2 separate regions of the Mus musculus genome follow, and region 2 is linked to region 1. The links are chromatin loops, found by intact Hi-C in ENCODE. Cell type or tissue: left cerebral cortex. All regions are shown on one strand. Each heading gives the region's core, and the rest is flanking DNA. Links, peaks and the distances in the headings are about the cores only.

What was found. Peaks named below come from ENCODE experiments on the same cell type or tissue, not always from the same donor. Only the 100,000 strongest peaks of a DNase experiment are listed, where the experiment ranks them.
Region 2: a loop joins it to region 1, with 2.0 times the contacts of the local background. A loop is called at or near these places in 1 of 42 quality-filtered maps.

What each region holds. Positions count from the first base shown.
Region 1 is chr2:129,097,710-129,104,126 of GRCm38, reverse strand. Polr1b (polymerase (RNA) I polypeptide B) reads right to left here and starts at 3,131. Exons shown (of 15, transcript NM_009086.2): 1 at 2,864-3,131; 2 at 997-1,164; 3 at 403-549. The coding sequence starts at 3,040. Gm46764 (predicted gene, 46764) reads left to right here and starts at 3,184. Exons shown (of 3, transcript NR_168333.1): 1 at 3,184-3,293. In left cerebral cortex, for the core only: no CTCF peak of the experiment used is centred there; DNase peaks (open chromatin) are centred at 2,609 and 3,156; H3K4me3 peaks cover 1,442 bases; H3K27ac peaks cover 215 bases.
Region 2 is chr2:128,860,565-128,866,981 of GRCm38, reverse strand. It overlaps Fbln7 (fibulin 7), which reads right to left and starts at 3,050. Exons shown (of 8, transcript NM_024237.4): 1 at 2,835-3,050. The coding sequence starts at 2,909. In left cerebral cortex, for the core only: a CTCF peak has its summit at 3,140; a DNase peak (open chromatin) is centred at 3,028; H3K4me3 peaks cover 934 bases.

The DNA of each region.
Region 1 (6,417 bases), core at 1,340-5,339:
AACTGACCCCCCTCCCCACCTCCCTTGGCCACCCACAATAATGACATAGCCAGGCTTGGGTGTATACACCTTTAATCCCAGGGTGGGGTGGACGACGTGCATTAAAGTGGATCTCTGTGAGTTGATCCACACAGTGAGTTTCAGGCCAGCCACGGCTATACAGCATGACCCCTCGCATCCCACCTCCCAAAATAAAAAGGATGGAAGGAAGGCAATAAAAGAGAATTTGAGTTGAAAGTGTAGCTTGTCGGCAGACTTAAGTTTCACACATGCACAGGCTCAACACGGCTTCAACAGACTGTGGTAAGAGCCACGCACAGTACAGACATGATGACACCAGTGGTCCAGCCTCCTGTTTCCTCACCTTCGCTGCTGCCCCACAGCCTCGATCCCTGCACTCACCTCTGCCTCCTCATGGTGCTCAATGAGGACTCGAGGAGGAAGGTTGTATAAGTTGCAAAGCTTGGACTTCACCATGATGGGAACATAGCCGAGAAACTGTTTAATGATCCCTTTGGGGACTCCATTCACGGCCCAGCTGATATCAGCCTAAATGGGAATAAAAGAAAAAAAAGATATCATGACCTACAAGAATAAATATTTAAATAAAATTTTAGCTGTATTTGTTTATATTTTGACTGCTTTGCCTGCATGTATGGCTATGCACCAGATGTGTGTCTGAACCAGTGGAGGCCAGAAGTGGGTATTACATCTGCTGGGACTGGAGTTACCGGCAGCTGTGAACCACCATATGGTGCTGGGAACCAAACCCTGATCCTCTAGAAGAAAAGGCAGTGCTCCTAACCACTGAGCCATCTCCCCAGCCTCACAAAAGAGCATGTTACAAGGAGGAAGAGGCCACAGGGAAGTGACTTCATGTTTTGGATGACACACAGTCCCTTTAGATGAAGATACAATCACTTCAGTGGCACCAGCCCTAGTCTCAGAAGTGTGCAGGGACAGCCACCTGCTGTCACTATGTCACTAAATGCTCACCGTCAGCCTCCCTCGGTAGGTGCTCTTTCGGCCACGACACTCAGCTGGATAAACGTTGAGATCTTTGCAGATGGTCCCTTTGGGCACTGAGGGTGGACTGATGACAGCATCCACAATGGTAAGAGATATGCGCTCATCTTTGAAAGCAAATTCAAAGGGAGGTATGGCCTGAAAGACAATTCACGCTGCTAAATCACTTGCATTTTTCAACGCACTTTTCACTAAGACTCCCCGAAATCACCACTTGTGGTCTACACTCACTGACATCTACCACACCAATGCAACAAATCCAAAAGGGACAACTAAAGTTACAACCAACTGGTAACTTGGCCAACTATTTAACTTTTTGGATGGTGCGCTATGTATTTGATTTGCAGTAGGTTCTACGGACACAGAAAAGGCTGAGCTAAGCATCTACCTTCTCTGCTTTTCAGGGGCAAGTATAGGGAAACTCTTCTCATCTAAAAGCTCAGCTTTGTATATTTTATTCCCTCACACTGAAGCCTGGCAGTTCGAAGAGTTCTAAATGGCTTCCATATTGTCAAGTCTCAGTCTGGCAGTCAAAGCTCTCCAACATATCCCCATCCTTTGTTCTCACAATACAGTTGTTTGGTAACGAAAGCTCAGGGTACTGTCTACTACATATTTCTCTCCCTGAACCTACCCTGCCTCCTGAGGGAGGGCACCATCTTCTTCCCTTAGCCTTATCTAATGCAGAGCTTTCTAAACACCTGGATTAGTCGCAGCATTTCCCTTGTACTCCTGACTCAGAAAGCGCCACATCTTAGAGCAGTTCTCAAAGAATATGGCACTGACTGCTTGCTGGTGCCTGCTACCGTTACACAACCAACATCCAAAGTGAGGAGCAATTACACCTGAGAGGTGTCTTACTCTCAGAGTGCCGTGCCAGGAAAAACTAAAGATGCCAACAAAAAGAGACCTTCCCCGTCCTTACTCTGCTACCACTGTTACAATGATTCCCCTGGACTTTTTATCTTCCTCAACATGACCAACTCAGAACAGGTGGCAAGTTTTCCTCTTGCAAATTCTTAAAGAGAAAGAAAGCGGGCAGCGAACGCCTTTAATCCCAGCACTCGGGAGGCAGAGGCAGGCGGATTTCTGAGTTCGAGGCCAGCCTGGTCTACACAGTGAGTTCCAGGACAGCCAGGGCTATACAGAGAAACCCTGTCTCGAAAGAAAAAAAAAAAAAAAAGAAAGAAAGAAAGAAAGAAAGAAAGAAAGAAAGCAAGCAAGCAAGCAAGCGGGCGATGGTGGCACACACTGTTAATCCCAGTGCTCGGGAGGCAGAGGCAGGCAGATCTCTGAGTTCGAGGCCAGCCTTGGTCCACGGAGCTCCAGGGCAGCAAACGCTACACAGAGAAACCTTATCTCGAACCGTCTCCATTCTCCCGCCCCAAAAAGAAAACTTTAAGGGAAGCAAACTGAAGGATGTGCTTGCTGCAGTCTGTCTGATCAGCTTGGAACCTTGTGAGGTAGTTTTAGAACGTAAGACTCCAGGTGTGAAAAGGCGCGAGTGCTGGGAATGGTGGAAAACACAGTTCCAAAAAGATCACTTCCTCACTCTCATCTCACAGTACCCAGAAATGGTTCGCCCCAAACCAGACTCGTACTCATATATAAATCCAGGAGTCACAAATACAAGTTTCCCTACACCACTAGGCTTATGAGTTGCTTTTTTTCTCTGAACTACCCAAAGCAATGCAGGGTGAGTTCACGTCCCTATTTGTGGTCATACTGTAGGCACCCCTCACCCCCCCACCCCCCGGCCACTTCTCCCAACCGCAGGGACGCTCCAGGACCCCCCAGGCCAAGGGTAGAGCTCTGGAGCGCAGTGCACGGCACTCACCTGCACCGCGTGGCTCAGCCCCTCCAGCGCCGCGTAGTTGAAGGAGTCCACGTGCGCCCGCGTCAGGTCCTGCAAAGCTGCCTTTTGCTGCTCTGGGGGAATCCCGTACGAGGGGTCGGTTAAATGCTTTAGGCTGGGCCCGCTGGGCAGGTTCCGCCACCGGCCGTCGACATCCATGCTTCTGCCAGTCCCGGACGGGAGACCGGAGCTAGGACGCTACTCGTGGCTGGCTGGAATGGCCGGACCAACCCCACAGCCACCCTACCCCGTGGCCTTCTGGGAAATGTAGTTCCTCTTGTTCGGCCCGCCCCACACTGGTCCTTTCTTTTCTCAGAGTCGACTGGAAACTTACACCATGGCGTGATTAGACCGGTTAAAACTACGCGCAGACATGAAGACACGCCTTTAATCCCAGCAATCAGGAGGTCAGGTATCTGTGAGTTCGAGACCAGTCTGGTCTACAAAGAGAGTTCCAAGTCATTCAGAGTAGTTACACAGAGCTGTCTTGAAACACCGGGGTGGGGGTGGGGGTGGGGGTGGGGGTGGAGAGAGAGAAAGAGGCTTCGCTGTTTTGTAACCTGCAAACCATACTAAATCCTGCTCCACTTTAGTGTGTGACCTCTGTGACCCATATTAGCTTAATTCGTTAATTAGGACCTGATACAAGACGTATCTTTAAAGGTTCCCTTCTGTCCCATTCTGGAGTTTTCCTATTGCACCCTGATGCAGACCTCAGGAGACTCTGGATTCTTGGCTTCAACTAAAATGGAGGTGTGGGGCACCAACCTGTCATTTCTTCTCAACTTGTCTGTTTATTAAAATAATATTTATTTATTTATTTTTGTTTCTTTGTTTTTTGAGTCAGGGTCTCTATGTAGTCCTGGCTGTCCTAGACCAGGCTGGCCTGGAACTCACAGAGGTCCATTGTCTTTGCCTGAGTGCTGGGTTAAAGGCATGTGTCACCCCCAGCCCCCTCTTTCTCAAGTCTTTGTTTTTTTGTTTAGTTTTTCTCATACATTGCATTCCAACTGCAGTTTCCCCTCTCTCCACTCCTCCCAATCTTCCTCCCCACCCCCCTTCTCCTCCAGATCCACTCCTCCTCTATTTCCCTTCAGAAAAGAGCAGGCCTCCCTGGTATATCAACTGAACATGGCATAACAGGTTACAATAACACTAGGCACAATCCCTCATATCAAGTCTGGACAAAGCAAATCAATAGAAGAAAAGGGGTCCCAAGAGCAGGCAAGAGAGTCCAAGACAGCCCCTGCTCCTACTGCCAGAAGTCCCCCAAGAGCACCAAGCTATACATCCATAACATGAATGCCGAGGACCTAGCTCAGAGCCACACAGGCTCCAGGACTGTCTCTTCAGTCTCTGTGAGCCCCTCTGAGCCCTGCTTAATTGATTCTGTGGGCTGTGCTTATGTCTACTCAACTCTTAATGCATGAAGCACATCAGCAGGACGGCAAGCAGTAACCAGGCCATGCTACCCAGAAGAAAGGAAGCCACCCCAGCCTGCTTCTGGGCAATCAAGAGCAAGAGGTAGGAAGGTGGTTGGATAGTGTCAGAATTCGTGCTGTTTCTAGTGTTTGGCTTTTACAAATATCCATTTTTCTATGTGTGTGTTTTCAATTCCCTTAGGTATCAGAGCTAAGAACCACGTTTCTGTGTCATATTACCTATGTTTACCTTTCTGAAGCCCTGTGAAACTATTAAAGTGAGCTGTACAACTTCACATTTCCCCTTAGCAACATCATTACTAGTACCTGGTACTATCTTCTGATTATAGCAATCTTATTATTTGCACAATGGTATCTTTTGTGAGCCCTGGTTAGCATTTTCCTAGACTCCAGGGCCTAGAGGATAATAGTGTCAAATATCATTTCATGTGTTTAAGGGTTGATGGCATATTTCCTCTGAAAAACGTGAAGGGAATCAATCCCTTTCTGAGAATTGTTGAGCTTTTAGATGCTTTCTGTGTTTTCATGTTGTATCTACAGGTATGAACAGGAACGTGTATGTATTTATCCTATGTGTGGAGGCCAGGGGATGGCAGGCTCTGTCTTCCTTTGAGACAGGGACTGTCAATAGCTTAGAGCCACTGAAGAAGTTAGGCTGGCCAATGAGCCCCTGGGAGCTGCCTGGCTCTACCCTCCGCCCCCCCCCCACCCCCCCCGTGCTAGGGTTAAAGCTATGTGCCACCAGGCCTGGAATTTTTTTAAGTGAAGGTTGACTATTAAACAGGTCCCCATGCTTCAAGGAACACACTTTACCAACTGAGCTATCTTCCAGCCTCTTAGGTACATTTTAATGGTATTTGTTCATTTTTATAAAGCAAGGTAGATTTTGGTCATGATTTTTAAAGAAAACCTCTTATTTTTTATTTATGTATATGTGTGAGGCCAGGGGTTGGATTCCTTGGAGCTGGAGTTAAAGACATTTTGTTGTTGTTGTTGTTGGTTTTTTTTTTCTTTTTTCTTTTCTTTGTTGTTAAAGACACTTTTTAATTACCCACCATGGGTGCTGGGATCTGAACTCCGGACATCATGGTTGAACAGCAAGTACTTCTAACCACTGAGCTCTCTCCAGTGCCTTGGTCACTGTTTCTCCCAATATGTTCCTATTTTCCTTTACCCTCCCTTCAACTGTTCCTGCTATGTGCATGTTGGTGTGCTTTGTGGTCTACAAAACACTGCTTTGTAAATTATTCTTCTGTTCTTCATCAGACGTAAAATCTTACTTGACTCCACATTCGCCGATTCCTTTTGGCCAGGTCAAACATGCCCAATCATTTCTAGTGAATTTTTCACTGTGCTAAGCCAACTTTTCGCCTCCAGTGTTTCCACTTGCTTTTATTCAGAATTCCATCCTGTCTCCTGACTGATATCCTCTCTGGTCTCACGTGCTCTGCTTCCTTCAGTTCTCTAACACACTTGAAATCGGTGAATTCAAGGGTTTGCTTAGAAGGTCCAACACCGGGCCTCTTCAGGGATAGGGTCCATTCTCTACCCATCTGCCATGTAGGTCCTTCTCTCTCTTGGTATACCCCACAATTAGTATCAAAAATTAGGAAATCTTAATTAATTTTGGAAACTAGAGACTCTGCTCTCTCTAGGACCTGTTGTTGGTGATCACCCTCAATATTCACTGTGAAGCCTATGTTCTTTGTAATGTGTTTCTGCCTCATTAGCTAAAAGCTCAACTAATGATCGAGCCAAGATTTTCTTAAATAACCACCTTTGCTGAGGGTTCTGTTCCAGTTTGGTGGTGGTGACTTCAATACCTGTGCAGGCCTTTTACAATTCTGCCTTGATATTCACTTTCTATTGTATAGAGCCTGAACATCAGCGATAACGGGGATGTTAGAGGGGTTCCCTGCTTGTACTCACAGCCCTATGTGCTATGACCTCCTGTGGTCTCATGGATATAGTGGAGTCTTTCAAGGCCTTCTGAGGTGATCCTGGGCAGCAGCCTGCCCGCTTTTCATTTTTCATTTTTGTTTGTTCTAAGAGGTATTGTGACCTTAGGAAGCTGAGATGTAAAATAACTGTTGC
Region 2 (6,417 bases), core at 926-4,925, 240 kb after region 1:
ATGTACATAGAGATACACTCACTAGCACATCCATACTTACCCTGTAGTACTCAAATACTTTGACACATGGGCATGGGTGCACGCACAACCATGCATTCATATACAAATGAAATAACACACACAGACAAAACCATGCATTCATATACACATGAAATAACACACACATACACACACTAGCACACACACACACACACACACACACACATACTAACACACATTCCCTCACATACCATGACATACGCATATATGCACACTCACCTTCATCACACACAAGGCAATTGTGAATCCACAGACACATGCATGCATAGACTCACACACACAGACACACACCTATAATGTCACTCTTAGGTGCCACAAAAGTCAGCAAAGTGGGAACATTTAGAGACAGAGAGGAACCCCAGACAGGGCTTCTCCGGGGCAGCTCACACTGGCTCCACTTGGAGGCCCACTGGCCTCTGCCAATGAAGTCCCTTGCCCATCCTAGCCCATCTCCTAAATAAAAGAGATGATCTGGAGGGTAATTTCCATCCTTACTGCTTGCCAGCAGGTCTCATCTCAGATGGATCTGAGAACCTTGGGGTCTATACTGTCTGGTAGACTCCAGGTACACCACGTTACTTGAGGTCCTTGTGAGTTCCATACTGTGTCCACTGAGAATTCCTCTGACCCCAAACTTTTCTTGGGCTGTAACTGACTCCACTTTGTGACTCTGAGAGTTGGGATTGCTCTGGGTCTCAGGTGTCTTTTCTAGAGAGATTAGCCCTACCTGAGGTGCAGCCTGGACTAACCGAACCAGAGTCATTGGAGGTAAAACTGGCATCAGAATTTCTAGAAGTTCCTTGGGTTGTCATGCATAGCCAAGATCTGCCTAGAGACTGTCTGACACTGGCCAGTGCTGATCTGCCCTTCAGGGGTCCATAGCAGGAAAACAGAGGCAGAGTGAAAAGCTATGTGAGCAGGAGGTCAGCACGGTTCTGGGAAGATGTTATTCTCAGAGCAGAGCTCTGAAGGATGACAAGGAAGAAGGTAACACAGGCTTCCAATGTGCTTCGTTCCTCTGCTTCCCAGCCTGGAGCTGGAAGGATGGGGGAGCCCCAACCATTCGCTGAAGGTCAGTTTAACTAGAGCAAACATGGGTGTCTGGTCCTTTAGCCTCCTCTGGTTTCACCTACAAATGTTTTGCAGATAAAGAAGGCTATGCTTGGCGTCGAGGGGCTGAGAAAGCCTGGCCAGGGCACGGCAGGGATTGGATCTTAGTGTCGCAAGAGCATGTTCAAAGTGAGGCAAGCTCAGTGCTGCCTCTGCACCAGATTACCAGTTGCCCTAATCTCACTATTTCCCACCTCGCCCCGTGGGACAGATGCCCACCCACTATCACGAGATGATTGGTCTCCGGAACGTCTACTCTTCTCATGCCCTGCCCCTTTGCAGCCTGGGATGGGGGAGCCCAGTGGAGATGTATCTTCTGTGCTTCTGGCACTGGGCATGGGGTGAAGGTTTGGTTTGGCTTTGTAATCTGCAAAACTAGGGAGATCCCATTGCTCTGGTGGGTGGGCTCACAGTAGCCCCAGGCTGGGTCCTGGCCATTTGGCTGTTGAGCAACTTCCTGTGACTCCCACTCATTACCTTCCGCACTAACAGGAGCAGGTCTGATCTAAACCAAATTCTCCAGGCTCGGAAAGCCTTGCTGCACCCCAGGGGACTTCTCAGTATCCCCGGGGAAACTTGCCAGTGCACAGCAATTTAGCCCCAGAACATGGAGCATGGACAAAGATCAGGTCAGAGTCCAGTCAGAGAGGGAATTTATACCACTTCTTCCTGACTGGGTGGTCTTAAAGAAGGATCTGGACACTCAGCAGGCACCCAGCCTCCCTGCACATCCTGCAGCTGTTTATGCTGCTGTTGGCATGGTTGAAGAAGCTGCTTCAGGACTCTCGTTGAGGGACCTCTGTCTGCTGACACGCGTTTGATGGAAGCTGACCTGAACCTGACAATACAAAGTCTCTCAAATACATTTTTATTTACAGTCTCAATTTTAAAAGTCAGTTTCCAATGGTTAATAAAATAATAATAATAATACTTATTGTTGTTGTTGTTGTTATTGTTATAAAATCTAGCCAAGCAAATAAATCCAGTGGGATTTGGAGACGTAAATGTCAAAAAAAAAAGAGAAAGAAAGAAAGGAAGGAAAGAAGGAAGGAAGGGAGGGAGGGAGGGGGAGCGAGGGAGAGAGAGAGAGAGAGAGAGAGAGAGAGAGAGAGAGAGAGAGAAAGAAGGAGAGAAGGAGAGAAGGAGAGAAAGAGAGAAAGGGAAAGGGAAAGAAAAGAAAAGAAAAGACCCTGCTGTTCATATGGGTGTGTAAGAAAATATAATTGCAACTCTGAGGCTTCGGGTGCTCAGGATAGGACCACCTGAGGATCCATCAGGCCACTGGTAAGAATTTCTGAGAGTGGTTAGGGTGTGGTGGCAGCAAGAATATTTCAGTTAGAAACGTAAATGTTGGGTTTGGAGAGCACGAACATTCTCTAACAGAATTGGGCGGCCAGGTGTTCTCACCAAGACCCACAAAAGACCAGTGTCTCAGAAATCCTTGGGTAACTTTCCCGGGCTGGCGATTCCCACGCGGAGCCACCTTCTCCCGTTGGGCTGCAGCAGCCCAGGTCGCCTGCAATGACAGATGGAGGACCCCGCTCCTCTCTCCATCAACCAAACCCCAGCCCTAGACTCCGCTCCAAGTCCCAACTCCAGCACAGGAGTGGAGCATGGCATGCCCTGGCCTCGGCGCTACCTCCTTGGGAAGCGGGACTCCAAGACGCACTGCGGGGGACACTGACCTGGAAAGCCCGCGCTCCGGGGCTGGCGAGGAGCAGCAAGAGGAGGAAAAGCGCGCGCTGTGAGCCCGGTCCCATCTTGCCACTCACAGCCTTGCTGCTGGGGAAGGCAGGTCGCTGTTCTCTGGCCGCAGTGCGCGGGTCCCTTGCAGCTTCCAAGGCCACTAGTCCGCAGCCGCCTGCACGGGACTGTCCCGACGACGCGGGGAGGCGCCAGCCCTGTGGCGGAGGCGAGAGAGGAGGAGCTGTGGAGCCTGGAATGCGCCTGGGAGCTCGCCCAATCCTCTGCTCTGGGAAAAGAACGGGTGCGACGCCTCGCGACCAAGGGTGGCCAGTGTCCACCCTGGGCTGCCCCACTGTCCGCAGTCCCCACTGCCCGCCGGGAGAGACCTAGGCCCCTGCCAACTACACGCGGCTGATTGATGAGCCAAATTTAGGACTGTCCCACTTCAAAGCCCACATAAGGACATCTTCCTCTAGGACAACAGAGAACAGGGTTAGTATGGCAGAAAGATGGCCTTCATAAATTGGACCAGGTTAGACCGTCTCTTCTTAAACCGTGGGCCGAAAAAAATGGGAGCTGAGTTACTGATTTTAGCAAATGGTGAGGCACGAAACCAAAAATTAATTCAAAATCAAATATAATGAATCCAAGGTATCCTTGGTCTCCATAACTGCTACTGGTCAGATGTCCAGGGGCACCACGGGAATGATCACACACGCACACACACACACACACACACACACACACACACCTAGGACACTTGGCTCAGATCTCAGACTAACTTATGTTACGAAATGAAGTGGTTTTACTGTACACGCTAAGTTTTTTGCTACTTTGTACTACTTACTTATATGAGGTGGTGTGCTCCGTGTGACAATTTTATAACCAAACAATCAATTTAGGGGGGGAAAAAAGTCAAAACTGCTTCTTATTCTTCAATATCAAATATTCAGCCAAGATTTAATTCTTCATGTAAAAATTAATAAAGCATATCAAATTTCCTTTAATTTTAATAAAGGATAAAATTATATTTATAGCAAATAATTACTTTAAAATAAATTTATGATTTATTACCAGTACGTGTTTGATCTGTACACTTCTTCATGTGCCTGAATTCCTAAGGTTGCAGAAATATTTCTCAGTGAAAAGAGACTGAGAGCAAGAAGTTTAAAGGGCTCTGAGTTAGACTAAGTCACCCTTTGGACAACTCTGCCAGTTTTTAAATCAATTCTCCCTAGGGCTTTTGGAAGGCGCGTGCTCAGTGACTAAGTTAAGAGGGCGCATGCTCAGTGACTAGGTTAGGAGGGCGCATGCTCAGTGACTAAGTAGGGCACATGCTCCGTGACGAAGAGTCTACAGCCTTCCTTCTAGTTTTCCGTCTGTTTCCCAAGGGTTTAAAGTAAAGGCCCAGCTACAGAACACGCCTGGGGTCTAGTTAGGTAACAGCCCTGTGACAGGCATGGAATTGAGGTTCCTGTACTCAGGCTATGAGTGAACCAGATGTCTCGGACCTCTCTACTCCTGGAAAACGTAATTTAGTTCTCCCTGCAAGGACATTTTGTGAAGCTCACTCTTCTGTATGGAATGGTTCTGAGCTGCTTTAGATGGAAAGCAGAAGGCAAGCCGAGAGTCCTCTCTTGGCCTGTTAGAGATGCTATAACAAAGTACTCCAGACTAGGCAGTGTACAAACAATACAATGTGTGCCGCGAGGCTCTGCAAGCTAGGTTCAAGATCAAGGCATCCACAGGCAGAACTGATGTCCGTAAAGTTTACTTCATCCTCACTTGTGGGAACAGACAGGAGATCGATAAGGATTCCGGCGTGGGGTGGTGGTGGTGGTGGTGGTGGGGGAGACAGGGTTTCTTTATGTAGCTCTGGCTGTACTGGAACTTGGTCTGTAGACCGGCTGCCCTTGAATTCAGAGATCCTCCTGCTTCTGCCTCCCAAGTGATAGGATTAAAGACATGTGCCACCAGCAGCAGCATGAGGTCTCTTTTGTAAGGACACTATAGTTATCTAATTCAGAAATATCCTAAGGTGACATCTCATCACACTACCATACTGAGGAAGGAGTTTAAAATATGACCATAGCCAGTTCCCTGGAAAGCATGGAGCACTGGGCACTGGGCATGGGACCTACCGGCCACCCAAGGATTGGCTATCCAACAAATACCACGGAGCTGTTTCCTCCCATCCATTGCATCGAGCAAAGTCCATGTCCTTGTGCTTTGAAAGTCTTGCTGAGAGACCCAGTCAGAACACTGCATGTCACTGTCCAGGTAGAGAGGAAAGGACAGCTGCCAAACCAGGGTAGCCCTTAGAGATGGTGGGTTTCTGTGTCAGTCTCCAATGTGTCTGCTGGCTATGAGAGAGCCACCCGTTTCCTGGCTGGGCTTGCCTCTCCTGTGAATGAAAGCTTTCATTCTATTCGGAGCGGCTATTTATTTTGACTTTTAATCTACCCCGTATTTACATGGCAACTTCCAAGCACTCTTAGCGGTTCTGGTTCCATAGTGGACACTAGAGGCTGGGCGGATGTGAGCAAGCCCTCTTTTTTCTCCTTTTACCCCTTCCCCAATCATAAAGCTGAGACACACCAGATTTCTAAGAGGAAGAGAATGAAACAATGTGGGAGCTAATCTCCTTTGTCAGCTTGACTGGGTTTGAAATCACGTAGGAGACACACCTCCTAGGCTTGGCAAAGAGAGTGTGCCCAGAGAGTTTTAATTAGGAGAGATGACAGTTTTTGTTTTTTTTTTTTTTTTTCCATTTTTTATTAGGTATTTAGCTCATTTACATTTCCAATGCTATACCAAAAGTCCCCCTTACCCACCCACCCCCACTCCCCTACCCACCCACTCCCCCCCTTTGGCCCTGGCGTTCCCCGAGATGACAGTTTTTGAATGTGGGTGGCACCATCCCCTTGGCTGGGGGCCTGGACTGAGGAAGAGGTGGGAAAGCAGAAGCCAGATGAGCTCCAAGTCTTCTCCACCATGCTGGACTCAATCCATGAACCCAGAGAAGCCCTTCTTCCACACCTGCTCCTCTGGGGGCAAGGACAAACACAGTTTTTTTAATGAAAGAAACTGTTCTAGGAACCGAGGGTGTAGCGCAGTTGGTAGAATCCTTGATTGATGTTAGTGAAACTTGAATTGGATCTTCAGCACTGCATAAGCCACTGGAAGCACTCACCTATAGTAACATTACTTGGGAGGTGAAAGCAAGACTGCAAAGGAAGAAGAAGAAAGTTGAATCTTAATTTTTACTAATATTCTATCCATGTAGATCAGAGACATACTCCTGTGTCATTATTAAAGTACTGGACACCTTTTTCTTTGGACACAGGAGCTCTCATTGGTCTGGGACTTGCCAAATAGGCTAGGCTGGTTGGCCCCAGGATCCTCCTGTCTCTGCCTCACCAACACTGGGATTAGAGGTATACCCTACCAGGGCTTGGCTTTTTATACATGGGTTCTGGGGCTCAATCTCAGGTCCTGATGCTTATAAGGTAAGCATTTTACTCAATGAACCAACTTCTTGGCATTTATTTATTTATTCATTTATTTAATCGTTTATTTATT